2 separate regions of the Homo sapiens genome follow, and region 1 is linked to region 2. The links are chromatin contacts, found by Hi-C or POLR2A ChIA-PET in ENCODE. All regions are on one chromosome and are shown on one strand. Each heading gives the region's core, a stretch centred on a gene start or an enhancer-like site at or near the end of the contact. The rest is flanking DNA. Distances are from core to core; before and after follow the strand shown.

The links. Hi-C counts contacts between places; a loop is a spot of excess contacts on that map. ChIA-PET counts read pairs that join two places held with the same protein, here RNA polymerase II (POLR2A). Pooled maps may share reads with other maps.
Region 1: a pooled map shows a loop between it and region 2 (4-fold over the local background). The contact joins the enhancer-like site here to the promoter of JAGN1 in region 2. A Hi-C loop is called at or near these places in 1 of 37 single-sample maps with no recorded cell type and 9 of 50 pooled maps. POLR2A ChIA-PET finds 5 or more read pairs at or near these places in 1 of 52 experiments (activated naive CD4-positive, alpha-beta T cell).

Annotation. Positions count from the first base shown.
Region 1 is chr3:10,224,071-10,230,771 of GRCh38, forward strand. It overlaps IRAK2 (interleukin 1 receptor associated kinase 2), which reads left to right. Exons shown (of 13, transcript NM_001570.4): 10 at 2,301-2,363. Among named protein-coding and RNA genes, the nearest start is that of TATDN2, 21 kb to the right of the region's middle. RefSeq lists enhancers at 1,234-2,016, 2,192-2,241 and a silencer at 2,355-2,649. Within about 2 kb of position 1,346, at least 13 of the 41 ENCODE cell types and tissues checked have a DNase peak (open chromatin) inside an H3K27ac peak, as active enhancers do.
Region 2 is chr3:9,889,019-9,896,107 of GRCh38, forward strand. JAGN1 (jagunal vesicle mediated transporter 1) reads left to right here and starts at 1,592. Exons shown (of 2, transcript NM_032492.4): 1 at 1,592-1,793; 2 at 3,897-5,331. The coding sequence starts at 1,705. The coding sequence ends at 4,359.

The sequences.
Region 1 (6,701 bases), core at 96-2,595, 330 kb after region 2:
ACATGCCTAAAATCTCAGTACTTTGGGAGGCCGATGTGGGCAGATCACCTGAGGTCAGGAGTTCAAGACCAACCTGGCCAACATGGTGAAACCCCGGCTCTACTAAAAATACAAAAATTAGCTGAGTGTGGTGGCATGTGCCTGTAATCGCAGCTACCTGGGAGGCTGAGTCAGGAGAATCACTTGAACCTGGGAGGCAGAGGTTGCAGTAAGCCGAGATCGCGCCATTGCACTCCAGCCTGGGCAACAGAGCAAGATTCTGTCTCAAAAAAAAAAAAAAAGAAAAAAAAGAACCAGGGGGATAGAACCCCTAGGCCCGGCTCAGTTACTTTCAGCTGTGTGACTTACACCTAGCACTTCTGTCTCTGGGCCTCAGTTAAGCCTTCTGTAAGATGGGGCTAACGATACACATGGAGATGAATGGGATAATGTATATAAGCAGGTGAGCATGGCACCCTGCACCCTGCACCTACCAAGAATATTATGATGACTGTGGTTATTGTTATTCCCACCTTTACACCCTCCTTCTGATATCTGTTTACTCTTGACCTTCTAACTGGTGTGTTAGCGTCACAGATGACTTCCTCATCCATCCATTCACCCTCCCACCTATCCATCTATTCATCCACCCATGCACCCACCCTCCCACCCACATACCCATCCATCCATCCATCCATCCATCCATCCATCCATCCATCCATCCATCCATCTACCACCCATCCATCCATTCATTCATTGAATGCCTCCTGGCTCCTGCCACCCTTTTGCTCAGCCCTGCCTCTGGTTGACTGATAACGCTTTTGAACTTTGATTCCTCCTGTGGGGATCACAGTGCATTGCTCAGTGTTTTTTGGTGAGTGCTCAGTGACCTCTATAAAGGACTTGGCTCAGAGCCTGCTCTGTGAAAGGGGCACAGGAAGTCTTTGTTTATTCATTTCCCCTTGTTCTGTCCCTTCCTGGCAGGGACCTGTCAGGAGTCCCTTTTCAATTGGCTCCTGTCCCACTTGCAGCAGTGATGCCCTCTGCTGCCCTTTTCTGGTCACTGCCAGTCTGTTATTAATCCTGGGTGGTTTAAAACCTTTATCCTTTCCTTCCTCCAGGCTTGGAGGGATTCTTGGCTATAAATGTGACCCTATTCTGACTTGCTTTGAGAGATGCTGTGGGAGAGAGGTTCCACACTAAGTGTGGGGTCTTCACACCTTTAATATTCACAACTGCTAGTCCCCATTTAACAGATGAGGACACTGAGGCTCAGGTTTTAGTTACTTGCCTAAAGATCACCTGAGCATATAAGGAACAGAGTCAGAATTTGAACTCAGGCCTGACTGTAGAGCCCTTAGCCATCATAGCATTGTCTCTACTGAGAAACCCTGTTCAAAGCAGTTTCCTGTTTATGAAGACATATATCATGGTTTGCCAATTTTGTGGTGACTTACACGTATACAGGGTTGTGCTCCTTCTGCGAGTGGATGCGCTAATGAATAAATAATGTTAGTAAAGGCCTGTGAGTGAAACATGCTATGGATGCTGCAAGATTTGTCTAGAATAGATACCTGCCTGCATGCAGAGTCTTTCCTTCCCTGAGATTCACAGAGCAATGCCTGCTTGCCATAGCTGAAGGTTTTTTGGTGTTTTTTTTTTTTTTTGAGACGGAGTCTTGCTCTGTCGCCCAGGCTGGAGTGCAGTGGTGCGATCTCAGTTCACTGCAAGATCCACCTCCCAGGTTCACGCCATTCTCCTGCCTCAGCCTCCCAAGCACCTGGGACTACAGGCACCCGCCACCGCGCCTGGCTCATTTTTTTGTATCTTTAGTAGAGACGGGGTTTCGCTGTGTTAGCCAGGATGGTCTCGATCTCCTGACCACGTGATCCGCCCACCTCAGCCTCCCAAAGTGCTGGGATTACAGGCATGATCCACCGTGCCCAGCCAGCTGAAGGATTTTTAAATGAAACAATCTTTAAAAAATAGTGTATATATACGTGTGTGTGTATCTATATTTATCTATACCTATATATATCTTATGGTAATACATATAAACACACACACACATGAATTTTTGAAAACCATCTTCTCTGCCTGGCTATCAATTAATTACAACCTTCCACTGGCAGCTTGGTGGCATCTTTAATTGGAGGAGGTGTTTAGTGATATTCCCATGTTCCAGATTTTGGGCAGGTGTGTCTGCTGGCAATGGCAGAGCTGCACCTGGAGCTCAGAACTGAGAAGAGAAGACAGAATCTGCTGCCTGGCTGTGTGCACGAGCGTCTGAACCATGCTAACTCACGTTCTGTTCTCTCCAGGTGTTGGCCGAGGTCCTCACGGGCATCCCTGCAATGGATAACAACCGAAGCCCGGTTTACCTGGTAAGGGAACTTGTCACATCTGGCTGGGAGGTATATTTGGGCCTCACAGCTCTGTAGAGAGGGCAACGACCTCAATTCTAGCTAGTTTTACACATGCAAATGAGGCCCGGTACAAGGTTGCATTTGCATCCCCACAAAGCAGCTTTAACCTCCCATCCCCACCTGCCAGCCAACCATTGCTTTTTCATGATAATAGCATCTGGGGCTTGGTGCGGTGGCTCATGCCTGTGATCACAGCCTTTGGGAGACTGATGTGGGTGGATCATTTGAGACCAGGAGTTCAAGACCAGCCTGGCCAACATGGTGAAACCCTGTCTCTATTAAAAAAAAAGAAAAGAAAAAACTTACAAAAAACCCCCAACATTATCCAGGTGTGGTCGCATGTGCCTGTAATCCCAGCTACTCGGGAGGCTGAGGCAGGAGAATCACTTGAACCTGGGAGGCAGAGGTTGCAGTGAACCAAGATTATGCCACTGCACTCCAGCCTGGGTGACAGAGCGAGACTCCATCTCAAAAAAAAAAAAAAAAAAAAGATTTTGGAATGTTTATAGAAAGCACTTGTATAAAAGAGAAAGCACTTCTCTATATATCAGGCAATTCATTAGGGATTTTCCTCAAATTGATAAAAGTTAATTTCAGCCCTTTTAAACAAGTTTCTATAATAAAAACAATTTCCATTTTGTAGGCCAAAGATCTGATATACACAGTCATTTAAAAAATATAACAACCTGGCTGGGTGTGGTGGCTCACACCTCTAATCCCAGCACTTTGGAGGAGGCCAAGGCGGGCGGATCACTTGAGGCTGGGAGTTCGAGACCAGCCTGGGCAACATGGCGAAACCCTGTCTCTACTAAAAATACAAAAATTAGCCAAGCGTAGTGGCACACACCTGTAATCCCAGCTACTTGGGAGGCTGAGGCAGGAGAATCGCTTGAACCCAGGAGACAGAGGTTGCGGTGAGCCAAGATTGCACCACTGCACTCCAGCCTGGGTGACAGAGTGAGACCCTCTCTCAAAAAAGAATAAAAATATAACAACCTAGCCTGACTTTGTGTTAAATACTTTCCATACATTATCTACCTAAATCATCTCAATTTTTCCATGATAGAGTCATTATATTCATCTGCAGATGAGGAAAGCTGGCTCTGAGTTTGGCCTAGGATCTCAGTTGGAATTACCAAGTGTCAGAGCTGGAATTCTGAGTCAGATCTCCCTGAGCCGACATCATGAGTTTTTTTTTTGTTTTTGTTTTTGAGACGGAGTCTTGCTCTGTCGCCCAGGCTGCAGTGCAGTGGTGCAATCTCGGCTCACTACAAGCTCCACCTCCCGGGTTCATGCCATTCTTCTGCCTCAGCCTCCCGAGCAGCTGGGACTACAGGCGCCCACCACCACACCTGGCTAATTTTTTTGTATTTTTAGTAGAGATGGGGTTTCACTGTGTTAGCCAGGATGGTCTCAATCTCCTGACCTCGTGATCCGCCCGCCTCGGCCTCCCAAAGTGCTGGGATTACAGGATCTTGAGTTCTTAACCACAGCAGTCTCCTGCTTGTTTCTTGTGACAGTCCAACCATACGAATTCAGTATTATCATTCCCATTTACAGCTGAGAAAACTGAGGGCAAGCTGAAGTGACTTGTCTCACGCCCCTCAGTGAGACCAGTGGTGGAAGTGGGGTTTAAATTGAACCCAAGGCTTTTGCAGAGTTTCAAATCTCATCCAAACTCTAGTCTTCCTCATCAGTTTGAGAGGGGGCACCTTTTCCTACTGGGTATTGAGGCCATTGGAACAGACAGATTATTATTTTATTTATTTATTTATTTCTGGTGACTGGGCCCCAGAAGCATCCCCTGGGCTCTGGGGTAGGGAGGCTGAAGGCCTCGCTACTCCATGCAGAAAGTCACGACATGTTCCTTTGATGAACTCTGTGAGTTCCACCCCTTTTGGGCAGTCAATCCCATATGCTGCAGAGAGGTCTGTCTGGGCAGCTCAGATGTGGTTTGGGGCTGTTTGGGGGCAGTTTCTCATCTCCTGACTATTTTCTTGAGATGGATTTCCCAGCAGTCCTCTGGGGCTCCCCGGACAAGTGTCACAGTGGAAGGAGGCTTTTGAGGCACTGACAGGAAGTTGTCTAGAATTATTTTTTTGCTAATGATTTCTAAAAATGTGGAAAATAACAATTTTTTAAAATGTAGTTTCTTTCTCTTATTCTAGACTCTTGTATGGTCTCTTATCATGTTCTGTTGTGGTAGGTGCAATCCAATGGTTAATCAAGATTTGAGTCAGGGAGGAAAGCTTGCTGATTTCCTGTGGCCCAGGGTAGGAGGAAGCAGGCCTCCTCCAGGCTTGGGAAAGTGTTAGTTGCCACAGTGTTTCCTGAGGGCATTTGGTGGTTTCCACCTAAATTGAAAATATGAGTACCCTCTGACACGGCAGTTCCATTTGTGCCTAGAGAAACATGCACACATGTGAGGAGAGGCAGATGAACAAGGATATTTGTAGTGGCATTTTTTTTTTTTTCGAGACAGAGTCTCGCTCTGTTGCCCAGGCTGGAGTGCAGTGGGCGTGATCTTGGCTCACTGCAACCTCCACCCCCCGGGTTCAAGAGATTCTCCTGCCTCAGCCTCCTGAGTAGCTGGGACTACAGGTGCGCATCACCACACCCGGCTAATTTTTGTATTTTTTTTAGTAGTGACAGGGTTTTGCCATGTTGGCCAGGCTGGTCTTGAACTCCTGACATCACTCAGGTGATCTGCCCACCTTGACCTCCCAAAGTGTTGGGATTACAGGAGTGAGCCACTGCGCCTGGCCAAATTTAATTTAATTTGATTTAGAGATAGGGAGGGGTCTTGCCCTGTCACCCAGGCCAGAGTGCAGTGGCATGATTGTAGCTCACTGCAGCCTCGAATGCCTGGGCTCAAGCGATCTTCCCATCTTGGCCTCCCAAATTGTGAGGATTACAGGTGTGAGCCATGGCGCCCAGCCTGTATGAGTTTTGACAAATGTATACAGTCATGTAACCACCACCACAATCAAGATACGGAATATTTTTGTCACCCCAGAAAATTCCCTCCACTTACAGGTCCTGGCAATTACTCATCTAATTTCTGTCCACATAGCTCTATCTTCTTTAGAGGGTCATATCAATGGGCCCATGGCAGATGCACCCATTTGTTTCTGTCCCCCTTCATGTAGCATGGTGCTTAGATTCATCCATGTTGTTGACGTGTCAGTAATTCATTCCTTTTCATTGCTGAAGAGTATTCCATTGTATGGATAGATGACTGTTTATCCATTTACCAGTTGCTGGACATTTGGGTTATTTCCAGGTTTTGGCAATTCTGAATAAAGCCAACACAAACATTCTTATTTTAAAAAAATGAAAAAGAGGCCGGGCACAGTGGCTCACGGCTGTAATCGCGGCACTTTGGGAGGCTGAGGTGGGTGGATCACTTGAGTTCAGGAGTTCAAGACCAGCCTGGGCAACATGGTGAAACCCCGTCTCTACTAAAAACACAAAATTAGCCCTGTGTGGTGGCGAGTGCCTGTAATCCCAGCTACTCAGGAGGCTGAAGCAGGAGAATCGCTTGAACCTGGGAGGCAGAGTACAGTGAGTCGAGATTGTGCCACAGCACTCCAGCCTGGGCAACAGAGTGAGACTCTGTCTCAAAAAAATAAAAAAGTAAATTGAAAAAGACATGTATGTTCTGACAGGGACATATCTCCAAGTGAACAAAGCAAATTCAGAATAGTATATAGTATGATCACATTTTTGCTAAAAATAGATGGATGAATGAATGAAAACATTGTATCACATATTTTCTTCTCTATAAATTGAGGATAATAGTAGTACCCCCCCCCACCGACAAGGTATGTTTGTTTGTTATCATTTTTGGAGATAGGGTCTCCTATCTCCTATCTTCTTTGTCACGAAGGCTGGAGGAGTGCAGTGGCATGATCATAGCTCACTGTCACCTCGAACTCCTGGGCTCAAGGGATCCTCCCACCTTAGCCTCCCGGGTAGCTGGGATTATAGGCATGAGCCACTGTGCCTGGCATCTGACAGGTTTATTGAAGGTTAAATAATATGTGAGATGCCTAAAATAGTAACTAGAACATAATAAACAATATATGTTAACTATTAGTATTATCATTATTATTTGAGATAAGGTCTCTGCCACCCTGGCTAGTATGTAGTGGTGCAATCATGGCTCACTGTAACCTTGTACCCCTGGCCTCAAGTGATCCCCTGCTTTAGCCTCCCAAGTAATTGGGACCACAGGCACGTGCCGCCACTCCTAGCTAATTTTTATTTTTATTTTATTTATTTATTTTTATTTTG
Region 2 (7,089 bases), core at 342-2,841:
TTCCCCAAACCCCCTGGGATAAAGACTTAACTCTTTACTGAACCCTCCAAATGCTCCAGTCACTCTTAAGTTTCTCAGTTCTTTGAAGAGCCAAGTGCTCTCTGGATTTGGGGCCTTCACACATGCTGTTCCCTCTGCCTGAAAAGCTCTTCCGCTCCCCACCTCTTTAGCCAATTCCCACTCAGGCTTCAGACCTCAGCTCAATTGCTGCCACTCCAGAGAGACTTTCCTAACCCTCCAGGTCAGGGAGAGAGGCCTCATTTTTCCTCCCTCAGCCTCCTGTGTTTTCTTGAATTTCTTAGCTTCATGGGTACAAGTTCTTCCCCCGACTGGGCTGGGATCCCTCAGGGGAAATGGACCATGTTTATTTCTGCGTCCCCAGGTCATAGCAGAGCATCCTGGTGCATGGAAGATGCTCACTATACATGCTTTTTTCTTTCTTTTTTTCTTTATTCGGATAATATAACTTCTTTCTTTAAAGTTTCGCTTAGTATTTTGTTGTGGTAAAATGCACATAACATAAAACTTACTATGTTAATCATTTTTAAGTGTACAGTTTCCGTGGCATTAAGCACACACATATAGTTGTGCAATCAGTACCACCATCCATCTCCAGAACTTTTTTCATCTTCCCGAACTGAAGCTCTGTACCCATTAAACACTAGCTCCCCATTCTCTGTCCACCCCTCGAGCTTCTGGCAATGGTCATTCTACTTTGTCTCTACAGATAAAGTTTATTTGGAAATAATTTTTCTTTCATGGCCTTGACATTTTTGAAGAGTACAGTCCAGCTCTCTTCTAGACTGTCCCTCCGTCTGGATTTATGTCATTTCTTCATGATTAGATTCAGTTAGGTATTTTTGGCAGAAACATCATAGAAGTGATGCTGTGTCCTCAGTCTATTAAAAGAGGCACAAGATATCAGTTTATCTCATTATTGATCAAATTAACTGACTATATGTTTAAGGGAGACAAGCCAGATTTCCTCACTGAGAGATTCCCTGTTTCTCTTTGCAATAATTAAATGTGAGAAACTTATTTTGAGACAAAGTCTCACTCTGCACTCTGTCCCCCAGGCTGGAGTGCATTGGCACAATCTCGACTTACTGCAACCTCTGCCTCCCTGGTTCAAGCGATTCTCCTGCCTCAGCCACCCAAGTAGCTGGGGTCACAGGAACCCACCACACCTGGCTAATTTTTGTATTTTTAGTAGAGACGGGATTTCACCATGTTGCCCAGGCTGGTCTTGAACTCCTGACATCAAGTGATCCACCCACCTCGGCCTCCCAAAGTGCTGGGATTAAAGGTGTGAGGCTGTGTGAATGATGTGTGCTCCAGGGAAAGTCATAGAATATATCAGTTTCCCCCTCTGTAAAGTGTGGACAGAAGTATCCTAACTGATATTACAGCTTAAGAAAGTAAAAGTGTTCAAGCGGCCTCTGGGCGCCAGCAAAAGAGGCTGGGGATTAATTTCCTGCGCGCTCCACAAGAGGCGGGGCTGGGCGGGGCGGGGGCGAGAGGGAACGAGGGCGCCTGCGCGGAGAGGAGTGACCATAGAGTCGGTCCTCCAGAGACAGAGGGGCCGGAAGTTCTCTTCACGGAGCCGCGCGGCTGCGGGGGCGCAAATAGGGTCAGTGGGCCGCTTGGCGGTGTCGTTGCGGTACCAGGTCCGCGTGAGGGGTTCGGGGGTTCTGGGCAGGCACAATGGCGTCTCGAGCAGGCCCGCGAGCGGCCGGCACCGACGGCAGCGACTTTCAGCACCGGGAGCGCGTCGCCATGCACTACCAGATGAGGTATGAAGTGAGGCGAGGAGCACGGAGGCTTTCTCCCCCGCTGGAGCCTGCGGGGCTTGGGGAGCGACGCCGGCCCGGCCTCAGGGTCTTGCTCCCCAGCCAGCCCCCGCTCACCTGCCAAGTCCCCTCCTCCCGTGACGGCTTCGGGCCTGTCCCCCATCCTGGAAAGCCCCGTGGCCCCCGCGAGCTCCACCCCTTGTTCCGCCCGGTGCCTTGAGGGGATCCAGCCCCGCGTGGGCTCCCGCCCTGCGTGGGCTCCCGAGTCACGTCGATGCTGGCCCCGCTGTATCACCTTCGAAACCGAATTTCTAATTTGAGCCTCAGCTTCCTCATCTGTAGAGGGAGAGAATAATCTGCCTTTTAGGTTTTGGTGAAAGATTAATCAGTAATTCGTGTAAAGAAAGTAGCATAAGGCCTACCACGTAATATATGGTAGGTGTTATATTTTGGGCCGTTTGGGGGGATATAGACAGTAAAAGGCAGCCTTTCCTAAGGACGCCTTGCCTAAAATGAATTTTATAAACACTCCCACGTAAGGGGTATTTCTACATTCAATTACTAGTTCGACAAATACTGAGCTTCCAAACATCATACACTGCTAGACACTAGGTTATAATAGTGAGCAAAAGCAGACGTGGTCTTTGTATACATGTTATACCTTCAATAAACAATTTTATTAAAGAAAAAAAAAACTGTTCCCTGCCTTCATGGAGCTTGAAGTCTAGAGATGACTGTTTTTTTTTTCCAACCTTTCCACATTTTCTACAATAAATATTTTTAAATAAAAATTTTAAAATTTTTACTTCCTTAAATCCATTGATCTCTCCCAGAATGTTCTTCACATCTCTCTCTCCAGAGTTTTAAAGAATGACAAGCTCTTTGAACTCTCATTTGTTTCACATCTCTAGGCCCCGGCTGAAAGGGCCCTCACAACTTAAGCAGGTGTTTTCATGCCAGCCCAGAGTAGAAACATTGCCTTTAGGGATATGAGGAGGATACGTTTGGGACGTGAGAGAATTAGAAGAATAAGATAAGTATGTACTTCTTTTGGATGAAAAAATCTAGCTGGAGAAGTATGGGCGGCCTGAGTACGTTTCCTCTCTGCCAATACCTTCTCCCGCCAGACTTTAATCCTATGGTGCAGTCAGCGTCCTCTTGCTAAACACAGCTCTGAGCTACCCTTCTGCCTTTATTATTATTATTAATTTATTTATTTATTTTTGAGACGGAGTCACGGTCTGTCGCCCAGGCTGGAGTGCAGTGGCGCGATCTCAGCTCACTTGTAAGCTCCGCCTCCCGGGTTCACGCCATTCTCAGCCTCAGCCTCCCGAGTAGCTGGGACTACAGGCGCCCGCCACCACGTGCTGCTAATTTTTTTGTATTTTTAGTAGAGACAGGGTTTCACCGTGTCAGCCAGGATGGTCTCGATCTCCTGACCTCGTGATCTGCCCGCCTCGGCCTCCCAAAGTGCTGGGATTACAGGCGTGAGCCACCGCGCCCAGCCCTGCCTTTTTATTAGTAGTATTGTTGTTGTTTTTTTTTTTTATGGAGATGGGGTCTCATTTTGTTGCCAGGCTGGTCTCGAACTCCTGGGCTCAAGCAGTCCTCCTGCTTCAGCCTACCAAAGTGCTTGGATTAGAGTTGTGAGCCCAGCCTCTTCTACTTTTAACTCTCATAGTCTTTGTGATTCATATCCCACTACCCCTCTCCCCCTAACAATATGTTCCTGCCACACATAACCACTTGCTTTCCTGGAACACAAATACTTGGGCCTTTTTGTCTGCATGCTCCTGCATGGGATGCCCATCTTCACTCATTCCTGAGCCTAGTTCAGATATCACCTGCCTCTAGATAGCCATCTCTGACATTCCATGCCAGGCAGAGTTGATTCCTCCTTCCTGTGATCCCATATATCTGGGAACATATATTTACTAGAACTTTTTCACTTCATTTTCTAATTACTTTTTCCTCCTCTGTTCTTTGTGTCCGGCTTCTAGGCTGTTTTATTCAAATTTGTATCCCAGTGTCCAGTACAGTTGTCTGGCATATAGTTGGTGGTAAGAAAAATTTGAAAGATACTTCTCCCTCTGCTCTGCCCCACAGTGTGACTCTCAAGTATGAAATCAAGAAGCTGATCTACGTACATCTGGTCATATGGCTGCTGCTGGTTGCTAAGATGAGCGTGGGACACCTGAGGCTCTTGTCACATGATCAGGTGGCCATGCCCTATCAGTGGGAATACCCGTATTTGCTGAGCATTTTGCCCTCTCTCTTGGGCCTTCTCTCCTTTCCCCGCAACAACATTAGCTACCTGGTGCTCTCCATGATCAGCATGGGACTCTTTTCCATCGCTCCACTCATTTATGGCAGCATGGAGATGTTCCCTGCTGCACAGCAGCTCTACCGCCATGGCAAGGCCTACCGTTTCCTCTTTGGTTTTTCTGCCGTTTCCATCATGTACCTGGTGTTGGTGTTGGCAGTGCAAGTGCATGCCTGGCAGTTGTACTACAGCAAGAAGCTCCTAGACTCTTGGTTCACCAGCACACAGGAGAAGAAGCATAAATGAAGCCTCTTTGGGGTGAAGCCTGGACATCCCATCGAATGAAAGGACACTAGTACAGCGGTTCCAAAATCCCTTCTGGTGATTTTAGCAGCTGTGATGTTGGTACCTGGTGCAGACCAGGCCAAAGTTCTGGAAAGCTCCTTTTGCCATCTGCTGAGGTGGCAAAACTATAATTTATTCCTGGTTGGCTAGAACTGGGTGACCAACAGCTATGAAACAAATTTCAGCTGTTTGAAGTTGAACTTTGAGGTTTTTCTTTAAGAATGAGCTTCGTCCTTGCCTCTACTCGGTCATTCTCCCCATTTCCATCCATTACCCCTTAGCCATTGAGACTAAAGGAAATAGGGAATAAATCAAATTACTTCATCTCTAGGTCACGGGTCAGGAAACATTTGGGCAGCTGCTCCCTTGGCAGGCTGTGGTCTCCTCTGCAAAGCATTTTAATTAAAAACCTCAATAAAGATGGCCCTGCCCACACTGTGCCTTGTGTTTGGGGCTTGATAGAGTGTGAAAGGTGTGTTGCTTGAAAGGTGTGGCCTTAGACACTAGGAGATGATGGGTAGAAGCTCCTTGAGAAACCTAGCAGTGGCCATAGAGAAGTAGACTGGGTATGGGGAACCTAAGTCATAGTTGTAACCTACAGCTGATTGGTAAGAACTATGGGCCAGACATTTAATCTCTCCATCTATGAAATAGTCCATTCTCATTTATCTACCTTAGGTTATGGGCTCTTCTTTTAGTTGGATATTCACATTTATCTTTCAGTGTTAACTGGGTATCAGTTATGAGTCTACTACTGTATAATGGCATCCAAAAGAATTTTAAAGTACCTCGGTTTATAGGGATTTACAATTCAGTAGAAACTTGTTATTCATGTGAAACAGTGAACATAATATCTAATGATGTGGAGCAAGTACATTAAAAACAGGAAGGAAGAGATCTGTGATTAAACTAAAGGCCCTTTCACACCTAAAATTCTGGCAGTATTTATTGCATGAAAGATAATGTGTCTCTTTGCACTTGATTTTATTGTCTCTGGATGATGCCCAGATCTGTAACTGCAGAGCTCTGCCCTCTCCAGAGATGTAGTCATTATTTTGTTCTAGAAACATTGTGTATGTAGTTAGTCATTACTGAGTCACTTTTTTTTTTTTTTTTTTTTTAATTGAGACGGAGTCTTGCTCTGTCGCCCAGGCTGGAGTGCAGTGGCACGATCTCGGCTCACTGCAAGCTCTGCCTCCCGGGTTCACACCATTCTGCCTCAACCTCCCAAGTAGCTGGGACTACAGGTGCCCACCACCACGCCCGGCTAATTTTTGTATTTTTAGTAGAGACGGGGTTTCATCGTGTTAGCTAGGATGCTCTCGATCTCCTGACCTCATGATCCGCCCTCCTCAACCTCCCAAAGTGCTGGGATTACAGGCGTAAGCCACCGTGCCTGGCCTTTTTTTTTTTTTTTTTTTTTTTTTTTAAAGGCAGTGTTTCATTTCCCTCACCCAGGCTGGAATGCAGTAGCGCCATCTTGGCTCGCCTCTACCTACCAGGCTCAAGTGATTCTCCTGCCTCAGCCTCTCAAAGTGCTTGTGTTACAGGTGTGAGCCATCGCGCCTGGCTGGCAGTACTTACAACTCTAAAACCTCTTCCTCTAGATGTCCTAATTATCATCTCAAAATAAGTATGTCCCAAACAGACCTTTGTGTTTCTGCCTCATACCCATTCCTCTTCCTGCATCCCTTTGTTCAAGTGAGTATATACCAAGAGTACAGCTCTGGATTATCTGTTCCATGATCATTAAGTCCCTACTATGATCTTTGTTGCAACTTAAATGCCTTAAGCTCTGAGGTTTCCAAAGTGGTCCCAATCCACCAGTCCTGCATTATCTCCCAATACCCCTAGTCTCATGCTGTCTTAGTCAACTAAACCTCTTATGGATCCCCATGTAGGTTTCGTGGTTTCCCAGTTTCCTTTGCTTAAAAATTTCCCTTTTCTATTTTTATACTGCTTTATTAATTATCCTTTAAGGCCCAGTTAATATGGCAATTCTTGAGCTTTCTGGTTCCTTCAATTCAAGGAACATGAATTCCTTCTCTGAGTTCTTATTTTACTGCTTTTAGGTGCTGCACAGGAGGTGTGAAAAACATGCAATTCTTTTTATTTATTTTTTTTATTTTTATTTTTTTTGAGACAAGGTCTTACTCTGTCGCCCAGGCTGGAGTGCAGTGGCATGATCTTGGCTCACTACAACCTCCGCCTCCCGGGTTCAAGCGATTCTCTTGCCTCAGCCTCCCTAGTAGCTGGGATTACAGGCGCCTGCCGCCGCGCCCGGCCTAATTTTTTTTTTTTTTAAACAGAGTCTTGCCCTGTTCCCTAGGCTGAAGTGCAGTGGCTCGATCTGGGCTCATTGCAGCTTTCCCTCCCAGGTTCAAGCGATTCTCCTGACTCAGCCTCCTGAGTAGCTGGGATTACAGGCATGTGACACTATGCCTGGCTAATTTTTGTATTCTTAATAGAGACAGGGTCTCACTATGTTGGCCAGACTGGTCTTGAACTCCTGACCTCAGATGATCATCCTGCTTTGGCCTCCCAAAGTGCTGGGATTACAGATGTGAGTTACTGTGCCCAGCCTCACATGGAATTATTGACAGGATTATTGTAAACTAAAGTCGGGGTGTATTTCACAGAGGATAGAACCAAACTGAAGTAGAGAGAAAATTTGGAGAGCAGTAGTAGATG